Linked DNA regions of Homo sapiens: region 2 is linked to region 1. Evidence: chromatin contacts called from ENCODE Hi-C or POLR2A ChIA-PET data. All regions are on one chromosome and are shown on one strand. The core of a region is the stretch at or near the end of the contact, and the rest is flanking DNA. Distances in the headings are between cores, read along the strand shown. Region 1 overlaps MNAT1 (MNAT1 component of CDK activating kinase). Region 2 holds the start of SIX1 (SIX homeobox 1).

Region 1 (4,875 bases), core at 1,661-4,160:
TATGGCATCAAAATAGACATGGCTCTATTTTGTAAAACACATTTCTGTATTAATAATTAAATCCCCAAAAGACCACAGCTTTAGGCCACAGGTATATAGCCAGAAAGAGCACATGAATGACACCTTTGTGAGTCAAATGGTATCTTCCCAGTAACACTAAAACTTTATACTTGCTTTATTTTCATTTTAATTGATTTCCAGTTGGCAGAAGTTCCTACCACTTACATCAAGATTTTTCCATCCTCCAGCTTAACTGTTAAATGGTAAGCAATCCATAAGACACTGTGAAGTATAAAAATATACTATTTTTTAAAATTCTTCCATGATCACTCTTGAATATTCAGCCTCCTTAGTAATGGGAAAAGCACTTCTTAGCTCATACTCTATAAAAGTTCAGAATTTCATGTACAATAACGCATGTTCCAAGAGTAACAAAACATTATCTGACAGTAACTTTTCCAGACAAGTGTAGCATACTCCAAAATGCAGAAGTTCTATTCTAAACTTTTTTCAATATAACTCTGTCTTTAATGCATATGTTCAACAAATGTGTATGGTTGTGTACTATCACTGAAACTTTCCTTAATGACATAGACAGCTCGTTATGAACAGAGGTTCCCACATTGTGCTATATGTAAGTTAACAAAACTCAATCTTTCTTATCCCATAGTCCATTAAATAGGCTATCAAATAATCTAAGCATCATAATGAAAGAAATAAAAAGTCTACATTTCCCAAAAAAAGACAAGTATTTACGTTTCAGAAGCATTACACAATGGCATCACATCATGTGCATACTTACACAAATTCACTTATATATGTTCAGCAAAAAGAGACAGAGATACATTTTTAGAAAGCGGTCCCATTTCCCCAGCCTCTCCTCTCAGTGACTATCTCTATACCCCAGAGTAATCATAAAATGAGAGATGTCACTCTGCTGTTCCCTCTGTTGCACTCAGTTTCAATGCCTCTCCTAGGACAAGCATCTTATTGGACTATATATGACAGTGTTTAAAGGTAAGTCTTTTCAGTATAATGCCAAAACAAGAGCCAATTACTTCATCTGCTGTTCAGGTGAGGAATACTGATTTATTACTATGCTGGAAGGAAAACTGGCTGCGCTAGGTTTAATGAAAAATTATTTACCCATATGGACAATTTCTGATCCTTAATATTAAGGGTAATCTTCACTATATTTTCTGCTTTACATGACTTTAGAATACAAATTCCAGGCTGTGTGCAGTGACTAGCCTACAATCCCAACACTTTGGGAGGACGAGGCAGGAGGATGGCTTGAGCCTAAGAGTTCAAGACCAGTATGGACAACAAAGCCTGACCCTGTCTCTACAAAAAATAAAAAATTAGGCCAGGCACAGTGGCTCACGCCTGTAATACCAGCACTTTGGGAGGCCAGGGCGGGTGGATCATGAGGTCAGGAGATCAAGAACATCCTGGCCAACATGGTGAAACCCCGTCTCCACTAAAAATACAAAAAGTAGCCAGGTGTGGTGGCACGTGCCTGCAGTCCCAGCTATTCTGGAGGCTGAGGCAGAAGAATCACTTGAACCTGGGAGGCAGAGGTTGCAGTGAGCTGAGATCACTTCACTGCATTCCAGCCTGGGCAACTAAAAAAAAAAAAATTAGGTAGGCATGGTGGCACACACCTATAGTCCTAGCTACTTGGGAGGTTGAGGCAGAAGGGTTCCTGAGCCCAGAGGTTTGAAGTTACAGTGAGCCGTGATCATGCCACTGCACTCTAGCCCAGGCAACAGAGTGAGATTTTGTCTCTGGAAAAAAAAAATACGTATATACAAATTCCACATAAGATTCAACTCCACTGTATTTCTTACTTACAGAAACAAATCTATTAACAAGGTGAAAGTATTTTTATAAAGAATTAGTTTCTCAAATTGCTACTTCATGCGTTATAGAATGTAATCCAGACCTTAGTCAATGACAGGAAGCTTACAGGATTCTCACTAAAAACACTAAATTATTATCACATCTTACATGATATTAAAATGTTTACCTTTACAATACTACTAGATTCCCCCTTGATTACTTCTGAATAAAAGTAGTTCATATGCCTCTGAACAAAAGCCACTTCTCTAATGACAATGGCTTGTTGAACATGCGCCCTTAGAAATTTCTCCCTATTGCCAGGCGCGGTGGCTCACGCCTATAATCCCAGCACTTTGGGAGGCCGAGGCGGGCAGATCACAAGGTCAGGAGATCGAGACCATCGTGGCTAACACGGTGAAACCCCGTCTCTACTAAAAATAAAAAAAAAATCAACCAGGTGTGGTGGCACACGCCTGTAGTCCCAGCTACTCAGGAGAGCGAGACAGCAGAATCGCTTGAACCTGGGAGGCGGAGGTTGCAGTGAGCCAAGATCGTGCCACTGCACTCCAACTCCAGCTTGGGCGACAGAGCGAGACTCGGTCTCAAAAAAAAAAAAAAAAAAGAAGAAATTTCTCCCTATTATTAAAAAAAAAATAAAATCCCTAATATGTGTACAGCTTTTGGCAATGTGCCTTTTGTTTTAATAAAGATGAAGGGATTCTATTAGTTATCTGTTGCTGCATAACAAAACACCACCAAGCTTGACAGCTTAAAACAATAAACAATTTATTATCTCACAAAATTTCTCAGTGTCAGGAATCCAGGAGCAGCTTATTTGTCAAGATATCAGCTGGGGCTGCAGTCATCTGAAGACAGGACTGGGACTGAAGACTAAGATGGCTCACTGACTTGGCGGTTAGTAGAAGGTCTCAGTTCTTAACCACACGGAACTTCATAAGGCTGCTGACGACACATAAACTGTCTTTCATGACAGCAAGTTGCCCAAGAACATAGAGAGTAACCACATGGAAAGCCACAAAGTCTTTGTTAAAGACCTAGCCTTGGAAATGAGAAACTTCTACCATATTCGATTGGTTATACAAGCAACCCTGATACAATCAGGGAGAAACTAAGCAAGGACATAAAAAGTAGGAGACAAAAATCACTGGGAGCCCTCTTGGATTCAAGGTATTCCAGTGATAAATATACATATGTGGTTGGTGTGGTTTTACATATGGCCACAAATTCTTTATACTTCTTTCATCAAAAGGGGAAGCCCAATTCCCCTTCCTCTGAATGTGAGCTGTATTTAGGACTCTGAACAAACAGAATGCAGCAGAAACGATGGTGTCTGAATGATGTTCATAGAAGACATCGTGGCTTCTGTTTGTCTCTCTCTTGAATCATCCACCTGAGGAGAAGAAAGCTACTATGTTGTGCGAACACTGAAGAAATCCTTAGGAGAGGCCCATGTGACAAAGAACTGACACCTCTAGCCAAAAAATAACAGTAAAGAACTGAGGACTCCTGACAAAAACCACATGAGTGAGCTTAATACAGTCAGCCCTCCATATACATGGGGTTTTGCATACTGTGAATACTGTATTTTCAATTCTTATTTGTTTTGTTTTTTGAAATCCACATATAAGTGGACACACACTTCAAACTCATGTTGTTTAATGGTCAACTGTTTATCCTCCAACTCCAGTCAAGCCTTCAAATGAATAGAGCCCCAGCTGAAACTTGATTGCAATCTCATGAGACACCCTGAGCCAAAACTACCCAGCTCAGCCATGCCCAAATTCCTGATGCACAAGAACCGTGAGAAAATAAATGTTTGTTATTTTAAGCCATTTAGTTTTAGGATAATTTGTTAGACAGCAATAAATAACTAGTGCAAGCCAGGTGCGGTGGCTCACGCCTGTAATCCCAGCACTCTGGGAGGCCAAGGTGGGTGGGTCACCTGAGGTCAGGAGTTCAAGACTAGCCTGGCCAACATGGCAAAACCCTGTCTCTACTAAAAATACAAAAATTAGTCGGGCATGGTGGTGCGTACCTGTAATCCCAGCTACTCGGGAAGCTGAGGCAGGAGAACTGCTCCAACCCAGGAGGCAGAGGTTGCAGTGAGCCAAGATCACACCACTGCACTCTAGCCTGGGCAACAGAGTGAGACTCCATCTCAAAAAATAATAATAATAAGTAGTACAATGGTAGAGTAATATGAAATTTCTTACAAAATTAGTTACTGAGTCAAAACTTAAAACAGCATTCTCCAAAGTGTTTTTTGTTTGTTTGCTTTGAGACAGAGCCTCACTCTGTCACCCAGGCTGGAATATAGTGGCACACTCATAGCTCACTGCAGCCTTGACCCCCTGGGCTCAAGCAATCCTCCTACCCCAGCCTCCAGAGCAGCTGAGACTACACAGCACACACACATACAAATAAGAAGATAAAAATTAAAAGAACTCCTCTGTGAAAGTATTATGTATAATTTTTTTCTTTTGTCAAAACATTTTTTAATATTATCTTGTGGCATTTTTTCAATAAAACATAATAGACATGCTTAAAATAAATCTATTTTAAAATACATTTTTTAAAAAATGCAAATATTAAAAACTATATTCCTAATCCCAAAGAATATAGAAATAGATCCTTAACTGGTCCTCACTTATGCTCCAATAGATCTCAAAAATACAGCATCTGGCATGTCATACTTCATAAATCCCATCACTTTTGAAAGCTTTTTTGTCCCATATCTTCTATTCCAAATCCATTCTAGATCAGTAGCAAGAAATAAGATCAAATAAAACAACATATTTTGGTAACATTATCTGAAACAGTACCAAAATATGATGATTTTTTTAGAAACATGTCAGTTAACACCAGGAAGTAAACACAGTAGAACTATTTATAAAGAAATTATATCTAATATTGGTAAATTTCAAGATATTTATATTTTAATGAGCTGAATTGTTTATAAGTAAACCAGTTAGTGCTAGATGCAGTTTGCTTCAGTTACCTGAAATTAGAACA
Region 2 (4,875 bases), core at 686-3,185, 100 kb after region 1:
CATTTTTTTAAAAAAAAAGCCTAAGGTAATGAAATATCAGCATCTGCTTCCAAGATCTAATTGCATGGAATAAGCAAGAGTTTCAAGGATGCAGAAAACATTATGTTCAGCAGAGAAGCAGCTTCCTGTCTACTTGGAATCTCCCATGTGGCAGCCCTGAGGTGGGAACCCTTTATGAGTTTAGAATGTATGTTGCAGGGTGCACTGTACTGGGTGCATCATTTTAAAACCATATTAATAATAAAAGAGGAAACCAAGACATGCTTCTCCTTCTCCCACTTGCATCTCAATATGCAAAAGGTTCTGTAGTGCTGGGCTCTTTGGCTAAAGGAATCAAAACATATTTGAAGAAGACAAGCCAGTTTAAGGAGCCTACAGTTTGTTCTTCACCACTCACTAAGAGGGCACATTGAAATCAAAAGCATTTTTGAAGTGTACTTAGAATTCTGTTTTGAACTTATCTAATCAGAGATAAGTATAGTCATAAAGTCACTCTCCTTCCACCATTTGGCTTCCCTTATCTCCACGCATTGTTCTTATCTCCTGCTAGTCTCAGCTACTGACAATAGATTATCTTTGTTTAGAGAGGCTAATTGTTTTCAAAATCCTTTTAATTATTGCTTTGGAACTAGGTGTGCAAATGAGGCTTAAGATAATTACAACTTCACTTGTTTGTGCAGTTTTACTAAGCATTCTCCACACATAAACAAAACAGCAGATGATGGGACTTAAATTGCAGTGCATCTCTCATTCCCTGGCAGCAAAATAGGCCAGCATTGCAACACACACACACACACACATACACACACACACACACACACACACACCTCTTTATTTAATCTTCTTGGAGCCGCTGTCGTTCTCGCTTTGAGGGCAGTGTCCCTCTCAGAGCAGGGTAAGGATTATATTACAACCGGACGGTTATTGGAGCCGGGCACAGTTTTATTTAATTTACACCACATCCAGCGCCTTTCGTACGAGGTTCCCAAAGCATTTTTGCTAATAGCAAGTAAAGCCTCTCGGCATTCCTCAGTAGCAGAGGTGGCACTGCAAAACACAACCGCACAGATGGGGAAATTGAGTCCAGAAGCTTCAGGAACCTGCTGGTTTCAATCGCAGAACATTAAGATACCAAATCACAAATGAACGCTCGGAGTCTCTAGGTGCTCAGCAAGTATGCTCTAAACAGCTCTCTGCCTGGTCTCAAATCATGGAGGTCTTTTGTGAACGAGGGAAACGCTGTCCGACTGGGAGTACTTGTGCCCTTTGGAGGGTGGTGTGCAGCAGTGGGGGGAGGACAGTGGTAGTTGGTGGGGGGAGGGAGGAGGAAATAGGGTTGGACTCCTCGAGCTGAAGCCAACCCGAAGCCACTCTTCCAGAGGCTGCATGCGCGGACCCTGGTCTGCTCTTGAATTATTTATCGCGTTCCATAAGCTATTCATCAATCCATTATTTATTCATTCCAACATTAAAGTAATTAAATATGAGCTCACCGGGAGAGGGCAAGTCTGCAAGGGATGAGGACAAGAGTACGGAGGGAGAGGGGAGGAATTAAGGTTTGGAGTCATTGATTTGTGCGGAGTTGTGCGCGACTCCCCTTAGGTGATACTGGCGACGGGTCCCGCGTTGCAGGGTCCTGACGCGCTCACCCACTCCCTACCTCCCCACACCTCCGCAGCGCAGCTCCCTCAGACCCCAACTGGCTTCCCACCTTTCCTCTTCCTTCTCCTCCCACCACTCCCTACCCGCGCAGCCCCGGCAACACCCCCAACCCCCAGCTCCGCAGCCTCGCCCTCCCCGCTCTGGGCGGTGCGGCCTCTCTGCCCAGCCGGGCGGCGCGCTGGCTGGCCAGCCCCGGATAGGCGCCGCCGGCAGCCAATCAGCGTGCCGGGGACGCTGCGCGCTTTAAGGCCGCTGCGGGGAGAACAGAAACCAAGTTCCCCGGCAACTAGCAGCATCCACCGGGCGGGAGGTCGGAGGCAGCAAGGCCTTAAAGGCTACTGAGTGCGCCGGCCGTTCCGTGTCCAGAACCTCCCCTACTCCTCCGCCTTCTCTTCCTTGGCCGCCCACCGCCAAGTTCCGACTCCGGTTTTCGCCTTTGCAAAGCCTAAGGAGGAGGTTAGGAACAGCCGCGCCCCCCTCCCTGCGGCCGCCGCCCCCTGCCTCTCGGCTCTGCTCCCTGCCGCGTGCGCCTGGGCCGTGCGCCCCGGCAGGCCCCAGCCATGTCGATGCTGCCGTCGTTTGGCTTTACGCAGGAGCAAGTGGCGTGCGTGTGCGAGGTTCTGCAGCAAGGCGGAAACCTGGAGCGCCTGGGCAGGTTCCTGTGGTCACTGCCCGCCTGCGACCACCTGCACAAGAACGAGAGCGTACTCAAGGCCAAGGCGGTGGTCGCCTTCCACCGCGGCAACTTCCGTGAGCTCTACAAGATCCTGGAGAGCCACCAGTTCTCGCCTCACAACCACCCCAAACTGCAGCAACTGTGGCTGAAGGCGCATTACGTGGAGGCCGAGAAGCTGCGCGGCCGACCCCTGGGCGCCGTGGGCAAATATCGGGTGCGCCGAAAATTTCCACTGCCGCGCACCATCTGGGACGGCGAGGAGACCAGCTACTGCTTCAAGGAGAAGTCGAGGGGTGTCCTGCGGGAGTGGTACGCGCACAATCCCTACCCATCGCCGCGTGAGAAGCGGGAGCTGGCCGAGGCCACCGGCCTCACCACCACCCAGGTCAGCAACTGGTTTAAGAACCGGAGGCAAAGAGACCGGGCCGCGGAGGCCAAGGAAAGGTACGCGGCGTGCTTCCCGCGACTCGGGCGACCCTAGGAAGCCGTCCTTTCTCCTCCGCCCCCTCCCGCCCCCGCAGGCACCAGCCACCAAGTCCTCCCCGCCGGCCGGAGCCCGTCCACGGGGCGGCGCGCAGGCCCTCCGCGGCGCTGCAGCGAAAGTTCATGAACTCTGAGGTTCCTTGCTAAGGATGGGGCCTCATTTGCTTTGAGCACCCGCGCGTGGGTTTCTCTGGGATGTGAGTGTCGGGAAATATTGGCGCTAGATTTGGTCTTTATGCCTCCCTGGCTGGCCGCGGCTATGAGTGGTGGGTGGAGAGTGAGTTTCTAAATCAACGGGCAGTGAAATGTTGATTGGTGTCGCAAGGAAAGGGGTTTGGTGGGAGCTGAGGTTCGCGAACCTCTCTCCTCTTGCTCCCCAGAGGGGTGAAGCTGGCCTGAGACATTGGCTCTGCCCCCACTCCCGCCTGGTTCTCCACAGCTCTCTCTTGATAGTCTTTTGGTTTAGAGGTAGCCTGCTTCATTTCTCACTAGCTGGACAAATGGAGGAGACTTTTAAAGATACAACAAAAAGAGAGCTTTGGGGAGAGTTGGCGCTGCATTTACTCCCCGGCGCCCCAAATTAAGAAAGGGTTGATCCTCGCCGTGCTCGCTCGCGCGTGGCCCGGCACTGCAGCCCGTCGGTCTGGCTGACCGCGCCGCATGCCCAGACGAGGAAAGGGTCTCCAGTCGCAGCCCTCTCTCGCACTGGAGCTCACAAGGCAATATTTTAAAAATTGGTCTCTACTTTCCCCCACCTCGGGGCAACACCTTCGGCCACCTGGGCAGGCTCCTTCTGTTCTCTATAGCGTTTCGGACAGAGATTCAGAAGGACGGTGGGGAGGTGGCTGTGGCGGGGAGAGCGCTCCGCGAAGCCAAAGAGTTTGGGGGAAAACCTGAGCGCAGGGGCCGGTTAGGTTTTCCTTTGTTCGCTTCCAAGACTAGGGGCCGAAGATCTTGCTCCCTTTCTTGTCTTGGTGGAAAACCAGAGCCAGGATAAATTCTGCTGAAATGGGCTTGTCGGGAGACAGAGACTGTGAGGATAAGGGGAAAGAAAGGAGACAGACAGGCGCTAGGAGTCGGGAGGACTGACGAGCACTCGGAAGGCGGAAGCGGCGAGGGAAGCGAAATCCTGAAGTTAACCGGTACCGAGTGCCCGGACTGACGCCCCAGCGCGCCGCGCCCGCTGGCAGCCTGTGCGGGGCGGCGAAGTTTCCCCTGCCCAGAAAGGATGGGTTGGGGTGGGTGTTGGTAGGAAGTTTGAGAGGGGGACACGAGGGGCTGAAGAGTTAGCAAGTAACACAGGAACAGGGATTGTATGGTTGCAGTTAGCCTTTAGTTACAAAACGGCCGTCCTATAAGCCAGGCCCGAGGGCCGACTCCAGATGAAATCAGAGACTGGCTGCGCTCCCTGTGTTTACTCAGGTCACTGGGCCGCGCTGGGCACCACTTCCCATGACCTGTTCTGTGTCTGCAAAACCACCAACTCTGGGCTGGGGCAGGAAAACGGGATGTTTAATTGTCTCCTCATATGCGAACAAGGCAATGGACTTGATTCACCCCAAACATTTGTGCATTGGACTCTGTCCTCTATCATTTCTTTATCACCAATATCTATTTATTGAAAGATTTTCAGTTACATTTAAATATGTTGCTAGTTTATATGTATTTAAATGTAACTGCTTGAACAAAATTTAAAACATATATTTTGTATGTTTCAAATAAATCCTGCTAATCTATCACTTTCTGAAATCTGGAAGAGAAAAGGACCTGGCTCCTAACAGGAGGCTCTGTCCGTAGCTCTCCATTTCTCCAGGTTCCTCTGACTCCTCACCTCCCCCATTACCCTTGGGGATGGGTGGAAGGGTAGAGCTCCTCCATTTGGGTTGGTGACAGATTGCACAATGGCCCTTTCCTCCTTCCAGCTCCCCTCCCTCCATCTCACACTTTTTTTTTAACCTACTTTTTTTTTTTTTTTTTTTTTTTAACCATATGGTGTTGTCCTCTATTTCTTAGGGAGAACACCGAAAACAATAACTCCTCCTCCAACAAGCAGA

Evidence for each region. Hi-C counts contacts between places; a loop is a spot of excess contacts on that map. ChIA-PET counts read pairs that join two places held with the same protein, here RNA polymerase II (POLR2A). Pooled maps may share reads with other maps.
Region 2: a map with no recorded cell type shows a loop between it and region 1 (2.2-fold over the local background). The contact joins the promoter of SIX1 here to the enhancer-like site in region 1. A Hi-C loop is called at or near these places in 9 of 37 single-sample maps with no recorded cell type and 8 of 50 pooled maps. POLR2A ChIA-PET finds 5 or more read pairs at or near these places in 2 of 52 experiments (BJ and activated CD4-positive, alpha-beta T cell).

Annotation. Positions count from the first base shown.
Region 1 is chr14:60,751,931-60,756,805 of GRCh38, reverse strand. The region is part of intron 1 of MNAT1 (MNAT1 component of CDK activating kinase); the gene reads right to left. Among named protein-coding and RNA genes, the nearest start is that of MNAT1, 20 kb to the right of the region's middle. RefSeq lists enhancers at 2,691-2,740, 3,151-3,430. Within about 2 kb of position 2,910, at least 5 of the 41 ENCODE cell types and tissues checked have a DNase peak (open chromatin) inside an H3K27ac peak, as active enhancers do.
Region 2 is chr14:60,646,537-60,651,411 of GRCh38, reverse strand. It overlaps SIX1 (SIX homeobox 1), which reads left to right and starts at 1,935. Exons shown (of 2, transcript NM_005982.4): 1 at 1,935-2,782; 2 at 4,835-4,875. The coding sequence starts at 2,223. MIR9718 (microRNA 9718) reads right to left here and starts at 2,764; the gene lies at 2,701-2,764. RefSeq lists a silencer at 1,779-2,018 and enhancers at 2,029-2,649, 2,650-3,271, 3,272-3,893, 3,894-4,516.